Regions from separate parts of the Homo sapiens genome. Here region 1 is linked to region 2. A link is a contact called in ENCODE Hi-C or POLR2A ChIA-PET data. All regions are on one chromosome and are shown on one strand. Each heading gives the region's core, a stretch centred on a gene start or an enhancer-like site at or near the end of the contact. The rest is flanking DNA. Distances are from core to core; before and after follow the strand shown. Region 1 overlaps DNM2 (dynamin 2). Region 2 has its middle 13 kb from the start of SLC44A2.

The links. A loop is a pair of places that touch in the nucleus more often than their neighbours do. ChIA-PET counts read pairs that join two places held with the same protein, here RNA polymerase II (POLR2A). Pooled maps may share reads with other maps.
Region 1: a pooled map of posterior vena cava shows a loop between it and region 2 (2.1-fold over the local background). The contact joins two enhancer-like sites. A Hi-C loop is called at or near these places in 2 of 50 pooled maps. POLR2A ChIA-PET finds 5 or more read pairs at or near these places in 2 of 52 experiments (B cell and common myeloid progenitor, CD34-positive).

What each region holds. Positions count from the first base shown.
Region 1 is chr19:10,768,146-10,774,015 of GRCh38, forward strand. DNM2 (dynamin 2) reads left to right here. Exons shown (of 21, transcript NM_001005361.3): 3 at 4,334-4,483. Among named protein-coding and RNA genes, the nearest start is that of MIR4748, 9.2 kb to the right of the region's middle. Within about 2 kb of position 1,628, at least 16 of the 41 ENCODE cell types and tissues checked have a DNase peak (open chromatin) inside an H3K27ac peak, as active enhancers do.
Region 2 is chr19:10,609,693-10,615,278 of GRCh38, forward strand. It overlaps a transcript of SLC44A2 not described here. Among named protein-coding and RNA genes, the nearest start is that of SLC44A2, 13 kb to the right of the region's middle. Within about 2 kb of position 2,944, at least 20 of the 41 ENCODE cell types and tissues checked have a DNase peak (open chromatin) inside an H3K27ac peak, as active enhancers do.

The DNA.
Region 1 (5,870 bases), core at 378-2,877, 160 kb after region 2:
AGAGATCACAAAGAACAGCCCCTGCTGGCCGGGCGCGGTGGCTCACACCTGTAATCCCAGCACTTTGGGAGGCCGAGGCGGGTAGATCACGAGGTCAGGAGATCGCGATCATCCTGGCTAACACGGTGAAACCATGTCTCCACTAAAAATACAAAAAAATTAGCTGGGCGTGGTGGCGGGCGCCTGTCGTCCCAGCTACTTAGGAGGCTAAGGTAGGAGAATGGCATGAACCCAGGAGGCAGAGTTTGCAGTGAGCCGAGATTGCACTACTACACTCCAGCCTGGGTGACAGAGCGAGACTTCGTCTCAAAAAAAACAACAACAACAAAAAAAAACAGCCCCTGTCTTCTCTGATCCCCTGTTGGTTCCCAGCCTGCATGTGACAACCGGGGAAGGTGCCGTGCTCCAAAGTCTGGCATGTGAGTCTGGCTGCCTGGTTCCAGCCCCATCTCGTGTCTGCCCCTGACTGGGCGGACTTGGGTGGGGCAGGTGGTCCTTCCTGGGCCCGTTTCCTGGTCCTTGCGTTGGGGAATGGCCTGAGGTTCCGGGGGAACCTTTTGCAGCTCAGACACCTAGATTCAGCTTGCTGGGGAAGCCTGTGGCAGCCGGGCAGGCAGAACCTCCATTTCTCACCTAACATGCGTGAGTGTGCCCTTGGGGACACAGCAATGACCAAGGCAGATGGGCGTCCCTTCCCTGGTGGCATGGACATTCAAGGTAAAGCTCTCTATATTAGATTTCTTCTCACCCTTTGTCAGATGGTAGTAAGTGTTATGGGGAAACGAAGGCAGGGGAGGAGGGGGCTGGGTGGAGCAGCTGCTGTGGGGAGAGAGATCTGCAGGAGGTGGGGATGCTGTGTGACTTGAGAGAGTAGCTTGCCCTCTCTGGGCTCCTGCCTGTGTGTGCTGGGGGAACGATGGCGCCCACTGCCCCTGGTGCTGTCTTTGCCACATCATTCCTTGGGGACTTCTGCCCACCAGCTGCTCAGACCGTAGCTGTGCTGGCTATGCTCTTCCTGTGCAGGTATTGACTCTGAGTCCTCATACAGCCTGTTATGATGCGCATTTTACAGATCAGTAGACTGAGACCTGGGCAGGCCCTCTGACTACAGACTGAGCTCATTACTGCACACAGCGTGCTGCCAGTACATGCTGGGCTCTGGGGTGCTGGAGCCGCAGGTCCTGGCCCCATCAATACAATCCAAAGTGAGCTGGCTCTGATGAGGAAGAGGCCAAGATGCCCCACTCAGGGAAGTCTTCCTGGGAGAGGTGGTAGCCAGGCAGACCTGGGAGTAGGAGGAGGTAGGGCTGGGCTTTGTAGACACCACACTTGGTGGGACAGAGGCCTGCTAGGGAGAGGGCCTGTGTCCTTGCCACCAGCCCATCTTCCACGCCATGTCCCCCTGCACTCTTTGAAGGGAGATGGTCTCTTTTGGGGCTAAGCTGGGGTCCTGGAGCCAGAAGAGAACTGAGATTTGCTGTGGGGGGTTGGGAGCTGTTCCATTTTTAGTGGCTGCTACAGGAAGAGCGGCCGAGTGTTTCCCCTTGTCCCTGCAGAAGGCTGGAGTGTAACTGTCCTTGGGAACTGGGTCAGCTGATAGCAGGGCTGGGGGTGGGGGTGGGGATCCTGAATCCTCCAGCAGATGTCCTCATTGCCCTGATCTGGGTGGCCAGTGCCTGTGCTGGACACGGTCCTCAGTCATCGGAGCCCACTGAGTCTCCCCCTGACCCTGCAGAGAATTTCAAAGAGGCGAAGTTCCTTCCAGTGGCCTCACAAAGGCTATCTGGCTTAGGAGCCATTACCTGAAGCCAGAATTTCTGAGTTCCAAGTCCCAGCTCCATCACGGAACTTGGCCCAAGGCCCTTAACCCCTCTGGGCCTCAGTTTTGTCATCTTTGAAATGGGGATCTTAGAGATGCCTACCTGTCAAGGGACTTGTGAGGCGCAACGGGACCACACGCAGGGCCTGGCCAGAGTGCCGTAGTTTCTTCGGTTGCCATGATGGGACGGTGAAACTCCTCACACTCTTCTTTCTGCCTTGAAGATTCTAGACCTGGCTGGGTGTTCATCTCCCTTTTTGCCTTTGCTTGAGGCAGTTTATGGCATGGCTGTGTTATTCACGTCGCCAGGTCTCCTCCTGGTGGACGTTGAGGCCATTTTCATTTTTTTACTCTTAAAAACGACAGGGCAGTGCGCATCTTCGCATCTCCGGGGTGGGTCAGGTCTCTGACCTCTTTGCCAGTGTGACTTATTACCCCTTTCTTTCTTTGTTTTTCTTTTTGAGACAGTGTCTTGCTCTGTCGCCAGGCTGGAATGCAGTGGTGTGATCATAGATCATAGCTCACTGCAACCTCCAGCTCCTGGCTCAAATGATCCTCCCACTTCAGCCGATATTAATCCATTTTCATGCTGCTGATAAAGACGTATTTGAGACCGGGCAATTTACAAAAGAAAGAGGTTTAATGGAGTTACAGTTCCACACAGCTGGGCTGGGGAAGCCCCACAATCATGGCAGAAGGCAAGGAGGAGCAAGTCACATCTTATACGGATGGCAGCTGGCAAAGAGAGTGAGAGAGCTTCTGCAGGGAAACTCCTGTTTTTAAAACCATCAGATCTCGTGAGACTTATTCTCTATCACGAGAATAGCACGGGAAAGACCCACCCCCATGATTCATTGATCTCCCACTGGGTCCCTGCTACAACACAAGGGAATTATGGGAGCTACAAGATGAGATTTGGGTGGGGACACAGAGCCAGACCATATCAGCCTCCCAAGTAGCTGGAACTACAGGTGTGCGCCAACATGCCTGGCTAATTTTTTAAATTTCTGTAGAGACGGGGTCTCACTGTGTCACCCAGGCCGGTCTTGAACTCCTGGGCTCAAGTGATCCACCCTCCTCGGCGTCCCACAGTGCTGGATAATAGGCGTGAGCCACTGTGCCCAGCCATTTCCCCCTTATTTTTAGCATCACTACAGTAGCTGTGATCTCTGAGCTTTGGGGATATCCCCTCCCCAACATTTTACTCTGAAAATTCGAACATCTGGAAACGTCAAGGCTTTGTACAGTGGACACCTGTGTACTCGGCAGCCACCTTCCGTGATGAACATGCCTTATATTTGCTTTGTCCTCAATCTGTGATTCGGGACTGGATTTCTCTTGTTTCCTGGTGGGACCCACACTGCTTGTCAATTACTTATTTTGTTCCCCTTCATCCCAGTCTTGCTGTGACTTTCAGATACCCCCGGGTCTTATATACACTCAGGGTTATACCCAGAAAACATTTCTCCTGGGGGATTTGTCTCTAGGTAGGGGGCCCTCTTGAATAGTCAGGGGGAGAAAGAAAGACTCAAGACCAGCTCTGAGGAGGCGGCAGGGGTGCCCCTTCCCTCTACCTTGTGGGCTCCTTGGGGAAGAAGGACAAGTGAGTGCCATGAGAAATACCCCTGGGGATTTTGTGGAGCTGGAATGTGCTGGTGGACCATGAATCCACAAGGACTTGGGCATCGAACTCCCTTGACTGGGACCCACAGCAAGGGAGGCTCTGCAGCATCACCTTAATCAAATGGACTCACCCTCTCTGGGTGATGTATCCTGGTGCTTCCTCTTCTGTTCATCAGTCAATCAACAAATAAATGGCTGGGCGTGGAGGCATATGCCTGTAATCCCAGAAACTTTGGTCATTGGTTATGTCTACCTGTTTATTTTTGGGGGAGGGGGATTCATAATATGTCATGACGTATATTAACAGTTTGCAAAGTGCCACATGGGAACGTAATCTTCAGGATCTGGAAAGAGGCTCAGTCTATTCAGTCTATAGGAACCCCCGCCTCCCCCAAGACCCTTGTCATGAGAACGAATCTTTCACTCCCAAATTCCTAGAGTGACGATGATTGGGTCATTATTTTCTTTTTTATTTTATTTTATTTTATTTTATTTATTTTTTTATTTTTTTGAGATGGAGTCTTCTCTGTCTCCCAGGCTAGAGTGCAGTGGCGCAATCTCGGCTCACTACAACCTCCGCCTCCCGGGTTCAAGCAATTATCCTGCCTCAGCCTCCTGAGTAGCTGAGACTACAGGCATGTGCCACCATGCCAGGCTAATTTTTTGTATTTTTAGTAGAGACAGGGTTTCACCATGTTAGTGAGGATGGTCTGAATCTCCTGACCTTGTGATCTGCCCACCTCTGCCTCCCAAAGTGCTGGGATTACAGGCGTGAGCTACTGTGCCCAGCCTGGGTCATTACTTTCATTCAACAAAGCATTTCTCCCCGCAGTCCATGCGCACCCTGCCCACAGCTCTTTCTCATTTTCAGCATCTCTCTTCCCTTTCTAGAACATGCCGAGTTTTTGCACTGCAAGTCCAAAAAGTTTACAGACTTTGATGAAGTCCGGCAGGAGATTGAAGCAGAGACCGACAGGGTCACGGGGACCAACAAAGGCATCTCCCCAGTGCCCATCAACCTTCGAGTCTACTCGCCACACGGTAGGCAGCACGGGTGGGGACCCATCACTGACCGTTTCTGGTCGTTCATGGACAGTGCTATGGGTGAGCCTGTGTACTTCCACTCATGGGTATCATGTGCCCATTCACAAACAGTTGATATTCACACACACATAGCCCCTTGATCTGTATCTTCCCACTTGTGCTAGGTATGTAGTACCCAGACCTCTGTCTCAGCTTGAAGAAAGAGCATGCCAAGAAGTTGTTTGGAGTGGTGGGGGATTGCAGCCATTTCCCCCTTTTACCAAGGGCAGCCACCACTTGGCTCAAGGCAGCCAGATCTGCTGGTGCCTCAAGAGAGGCCAGAACCAGTCTTCTGTAAAATATCCTGGGTTTTTTTTTTTTTTTTTTGAGACAGAGTCTTGCTCTGTTGCCCAGTCTGGGGTTCAGTGGTGTGATCTCTGCTCGCTGCAACCTCCACCTCCCAGGTTCAAGCAATTATTGTGCCTCAGCCGCCCAAGTAGCTGGGATTACAGGCATGCACCACTACACCCAGCTAATTTTTTTTTTTTTTTTTTTGAGATGGAGTCTCGCTCTGTCGCCCAGACTGGAGTACAGTGGTGTGATCTCAGCTCACTGCAGTCTCCGCCTCCCAGGTTCAAGCTATTCTCCTGCCTCAGCCTCCCAAGTAGCTAGGACTAGAGGCAACTGCCGCCACGCCTGGCAAATTTTTTGTATTTTTAGTAGAGATGGGATTTCACCATATTGGCCAGGCTTGTCTCAAACTCCCGACCTTGTGATCTGCCCACTTTGGCCTCCCAAAATGCTGGGATTACAGACGTGAGCCGCCGCGCCCGGCCAAATTTTTTTTTTTTTTTTTGAGACAGAGTCTCGCTCTGTTGCCCAGGCTGGAGTGTAGTGGCGCAATCTCCACTCAATGCAACCTTCACCTCCCGGGTTCAAGCAATTCTCTGGCCTCAGCCTCCCGAGTAGCTGGGATTACAGGTGTGTACCACCCTGCCTGGCTAATTTTTTTTTTATTTTTTATTTTTTTTATTTTTAGTAGAGACGGGGTTTCACCATGTTGCACAGGCTGGTCTCGAACTCCTGAGCTCAGGCAATCCACCCACCTCAGACTCCCAAAGTGCTAGGATTACAGGCGTGAGCCACCACGCCCAGCCCATTCAGCTACTTTTTTGTATTTTTAGTAGAGATGGGGTTTCACCATGTTGGCCAGGCTGGTCTCGAACTCCTAACCTCAGGTGATCGCCTGCATCCCCCTCCCAAAGTGCTGGGATTACAGGTTTTAGCCACCTTGCCCAGCCAAATATCCTGATTTTAAAACTCTGCATTCAAACAGCAGCCCGGGGCCATAGACATCCTCTGGCCCAGAGGCACAGATTGCTACCATGATGGGTTCCTTGCGATA
Region 2 (5,586 bases), core at 1,694-4,193:
GGGCTCAAGTGATCCTCCCACCTCAGCCTCTCAAGGTACTGAGATTACAGGTGTAAGCCACCATGCCCAGCCCATAACTCTTTTTAAATGTACAGATCTATGATGTTACTCTTATTTATTTATTTATTTTTTGAGACAGAATCTGTCTCTGTTGCCCAGGCTGAAGGGCAGGGCACAATCTCGGCTGACTGCAGCCTCTGCCTCCTGGGTTCAAGTTATTCTCCTGCCTCAGCCTCCCGAATAGCTGGGATTATAGGCATGCACAACCATGCCCGGCTAATTTTTGTATTTTTAGTAGAGACAGGGTTTCACTATGTTGACCAGGCTGGTCTCAAACTCGTGACCTCAAATGATTCTCCCACTTTGGCCTCCCAAAGTGCTGGGATTACAGGCGTGAGCCACCGAGCCTGGCTAATGTTACTTATATTTAGATTGTTGGGTGGTGGCCTGTTTTTGTAAGGCTAGTGGGCTAAGAATGGCTCTTATATTTTTAAATGGTTGTGAAAAAAGAAAAAAAAATATATATATATGACAGATGATATGTGAACCACAAAGCTTAAAATCTTTAATATCTTGTCCTTAACAGAAAACATTTGCAGAGCCCTGGTAGAGAATTCTCCCTAGAGACTTTTCTTTTCCTTTTTTTTTTTTTTTTTTGAGACTGAGTCTCACTCAGTCACCCAGGCTGGAGTGCAGTGACGTGATCTCGGCTCACTGCAAGCTCCGCCTCCCGGGTTCACGCCATTCTCCTGCCTCAGCCTCCCGAGTAGCTGGGATTACAGGCGCCCGCCACCATGCCCGGCTGATTTTTTTGTATTTTTTTAGTAGAAACGGGGTTTCACTGTGTTAGCCAGATGGTCTTGATCTCCTGACCTCGTGATCTGCCCGCCTCGGCCTCCCAAAGTGCTGGGATTACAGTCGTGAGCCACCGCGCCTGGCTTTTTTTTTTTTTTTTTTTTTTTTTGAGATGGAGTTTCACTCTTGTTGCCCAGGCTGGAGTGCAATGGCGTGATCTTGGCTCACTGCAACCTTTGCCTCCCGGGTTCAAGTGATTCTCTGGCCTCAGCCTCCCGAGTAGCTGGGATTACAGGCATGTGCCACCATGCCTGGCTCATTTTTGTATTTTTAGTAGAGACGGGGTTTCACCATGTTGGCCAGGCTGGTCTGGAACTCCTGACCTCAAGTGATCCGCTCGCCTCGGCCTCCCAAAGTGCTGGGATTACAGTTGTGAGCCACCGCGCCCCGCCAAGACTTTTCTTTTGCCATTTCCCAATCGATCCCCAAGGTGAACATGATATTTATTTATTTATTTTTAATTTAAAAAAAAATTTTTTTTGAGAGGGAGTCTTATGATGTTCCCCAGGCTGGTTGAATTCCCCGGCTGAAGCGATCCTTCCCCTTCAACCTCCTAAGTAGGGGACTATAGGCATGTGCCTCTGTGCCGGGCTAGAGAGCATTATTTTAAAATATTATTTTAGGCTGCGTGCAGTGCCTCACGCCTGTAATCCCAGCACTTTGTGAGGCCCAGGCGGGTAGGTCACTTGAGGTCAGGAGTTCGAGACCAGCCTGACCAAGATGGTGAAACCCCATCTCTGCTAACACTACAAAATTTAGCCAGGCGTGGTGGCAGGTACCTGTAATCTCAGCTACTCAGGGGGCTGAGGCAGGAGAATTGCTTGAACCTGGGCAGCAGAGGTTGCAGTTAGCCAAGATTGCGCCACTGCACTCCAGCCTGGGCAAGAGAGTGAGACACTATTTCAAAAAATAATAAATAAATAAATAAACAAACAAGAGACCCGGTGCAGTGGTTCACTCCTGTAATCCCAGCTGTTTGTGAGGCCAAGGTGGGTGGATCGTGGTTCACTCCTATAATCCCAGCTGTTTGTGAGGCCAAGGTGGGTGGATCGCTTGAGTCCAGGAGTTTGAGACTAGCCTGGGCAACATTGCAAAACCCCTTCTTCCCAAAAATATGCAAAAAAATTAGCTGGTCATGGTGGCTTATGCCTGTGGTCCGAGCCACTCTGGAGGGTGAGGTGGGAGGATTGCTTGAGCCTAGGAGGCAGAGGTTGCAGTGAGCCGACATTGTGCCACTGCACTCCAACCTAGGTAACAGAATGAGACCCCATCTCAAATATACAAGTAAACAAATAAACTCTTACATAATAAAATTAATAAATTCCCTCTGTTCTGGCAGGGGGACTAAAAGCTAATTATAAGTAAGTCCTCAAGTCCATGGAAGATTTTAGCTTTCCATGTGAAAGAATCTTCTACAAATCTTTGGCTAGCTGTTTTCACCTCAGAGGTAGCTCAGCCAAGAAGTCTCCTTCCAGATTGTGACCTATTAATTTCTGTGTGTGTGTGGCATCTGGATCTTTTTAAAGCTTCTTAGGCTGAGCCGGGTGTGGTGGCTCACTCCTATAATCCCAGCACTTTGGGATGCCAGGGCGGAAGGATCACTTGAGCCCAGGAATTTTATACCAGCCTGGGCAACATAGTGAGACCCTGTTTCTGCAAAACAAAAAATTAAAAATTAGCGGGGCGTGGTGGTGCATGCCTGTGGTCCCATCCACTAGGGAGTCTGAGGCGGGAGGATCACTTGAGCCCAGGAGGTCAAGGCTGCAGTGAGCTATGATTGCGCCCCTGCACTTCATCCTGGGCAAAAAAGGAGACCCTGTCTCAAAAAATAAAAAATAAAAAAAGGTTAAATGTTTCTAGAAGCAAATCTCTGGTTTGGTGCCTAACATAGTCCAGCATACAGTAGGCGCTCTATCTTTTGCCCTTAACCCTTCTGAGCCTCCCCACCCAGATGCTGTCCTCAAACCCTTTGTCAAAAGAGGTGTCTGGGCAGCTGGCGATGCTCATTCCCCAGGCACAGACTTCTGGGAAGGCAGAGGCCAGTGGCTGGCTGTACGGGTGAGGCCTTGGGCCGCTGCAGCCCTTGGGGACTTGGCCAGTGTCCGGAAGCTGTGGGGGCTGGGTGGCATTTGATGTCCTGGCACCAGCACTGTGACTGGGCAGGCTGTGGCAGTTCTCTTATCGCCCACGCCCACTGCACTTGGGTGGGTCAGCCGTCACAGCCAGCAAGGCTGGCACCCGAAGGCTGCCTCTCCCAATCCTGGCCTTGTCCAACAGCTCAATTTTCCCAATTTTTCTTCCACACCATTGCCGCAACGTTATCTCTGCTTCTCCCAGTACCTGCCAAGGAAAAGGCCTGGGTTGGCTCCAGCAGGGCGTTGGTTTGACTCCTGGCTGTGCTCCTCACCAGCTGTGTGGCCCGAGCAAGCAACCTCAGTGTGCCCGTCGTGAAATGGGATCACACTAATGGTTAGTGGGGATTGGAGAAGTTTTTGTTTTGTTATTTTTATTTGTTTGGTTTTGGTTTTTTAGAGACAGTGTTTTCTGTCATCCAGGCTGGAGTGCAGTGGCGTGATCACAGCTCACTGCAGCCTCTGCCTCCCGGGCTCAAGCGATTCTCCCACCTCAGCCTCCTGAGTAGCTGGGACCACAGGCATGCACCACCACACCCAGATAATATAGTTATTTTTTACTTTTTATTTTCTTTCTTTTTTTTTTTTGAGATGGAGTCTTGCTCTGTCACCCAGGCTAGAGTGCAGTGGCGCAATCTTGGCTTGCCACAACCTCTGCCTCCTGGGTTCAAGTGATTCTCCTGCCTCAGCCTCCCGAGTAGCTGGGACTACAGGCGCCCACCACTATGCCCGGCTAATTTTTTGTATTTTTAGTAGACATGGGGTTTCACCACGTTGGACAGGCTGGTCTCAAACTCCTGACCTCAAGTAATCTGCCTGCCTTGACTTCCCAAAGTGCTGGGATTACAGGTGTAAGCCACTGCGCCTGGCCAAGTTGAAGACTTTGGCTGGGTGTAGTGGCTCATGCCTGTAGTTCAAGCACTTTGGGAGGCTAAGGCAGGAGGACTGCTTGAACCCAGGACTTTGAGACCAGCCTGGGCAACATAGTGAGACCCCGTCTCTTTAAGAAAAATGGAAGAGGGTGGTAGCAGAGTCAGAGGAGGACATGGAACGACGGAAGCGAGGTGGGTTTGATGTGATTGCTGTCTTTAAAAATGGAAGAAGTGGCCAGGAGCCAAGGAATGTGGGCGGCCTCTAGAAGGTGAAACAGACAAGGAAACAGATTTTCCCCTAAAATCTCCGAAAGAAACAGCCCTGCCTACACATCGATTGTAGCCCAGTGAGATGCATTTTGTGCTTCTGTCCTCCTGAGCTGTGAGATAATAAATTTGTGGTTTTTATTTATTATTATTATTATTATTTTTGAGACGAGTTTTGCTCTTGTTGCCCAGGCTGGAGTGCAGTGATGCGATCTTGGCTCACTGCAACCTCTGCTTCCTGGTTTCAAGCAATTCTACTGCCTCAGCCTCCTGAGTAGCTGGAATTACAGGTGCACACCACCACGCCCAGCTAATTTTTTGTATTTTTAGTAGAGATGGGGTTTCACCACGTTGGCCACGCTGGTCTGAAGCTCCTGACCTCAGGTGATCCACCTGCCTCGGCCTCCCAAAGTGCAGGGATTACAGGCATGAGCCACCGCACCCGTCCATAAATTTGTGTTTTTTTAAGCCACCAAGGCATTGGTGTCTTGTTACAGCAACGAAAGGAAATAATGCATTTGACCCTCAAACCACATGGGTGTGAGGGGCACCAACCCCCTGTGAAATTAGAAATCTGTGTATGCCTTAAGTTTTTGTAGAGACAGGGTTGTGATCTGTTGATCAGGCTGGTCTCCAACTCCTGGCCTCAAGAGATCCTCCCACCTCAGCCTCCCAAAATGCTGGGATTGCAGGCATGAGTCACCATGCCCGGCCTGCATATAACTGCATATAAGTCCCCCAAAACTTAATTAGTGATAGCCTACTGTTGACTCTTAGCCTTACGGACAACATATCAACATACACATATTGTGTCTCTGTATTATATATATCGTATTCTTACAATAAAGTAAGCTGAAGAAAAGAAAATGTGGCTGGGCGCGGTGGCTCACGCCGATAATCCCAGCACTTTGGGAGGCTGAGGCGGGCGGATCACCCGAGGTCAGGAGTTTGAGACCAACCTGGCCAACATGGTGAAACCACGTCTCTATTAAAAATACAAAAATTAGCCGGACATGGTGGTGCGTGCCTGTAATCCCAGGTACTTGGGAGGCTGAGGCAGGAGAATCTCTTGAACCCGGGAGGTAGAGGTCACAGTGAGCCAAGATTGCGCCACTGCACTCCAGCCTGGGTGACAGAATGAGACTCCGTCTCAAAAAAAAAAAAAAAAAAGAAGAAGAAAAGAAAAGAAAATGTTATTAAGTTGGTGCAAAAGTAATTGCGTTTTTTTTTTTTGCCATTCCTTTTAAGGGAAAAAATATTAAAATGTAAGGAAAAGAAAATACATTTATTATTTATTAAGTGGAAGTGGATCATCAAAAAGGTTTTCAGAGGCTGGGCGTGGTGGCTCACACCTGTAATCATAGCACTTTGGGAGGCCAAGGCAGGTGGATCATTTGAGGTCAGGACTTCAAGACAAGCCTGGCCAACATGGTGAAAATCCTGTCTCTACCAAAAATAAA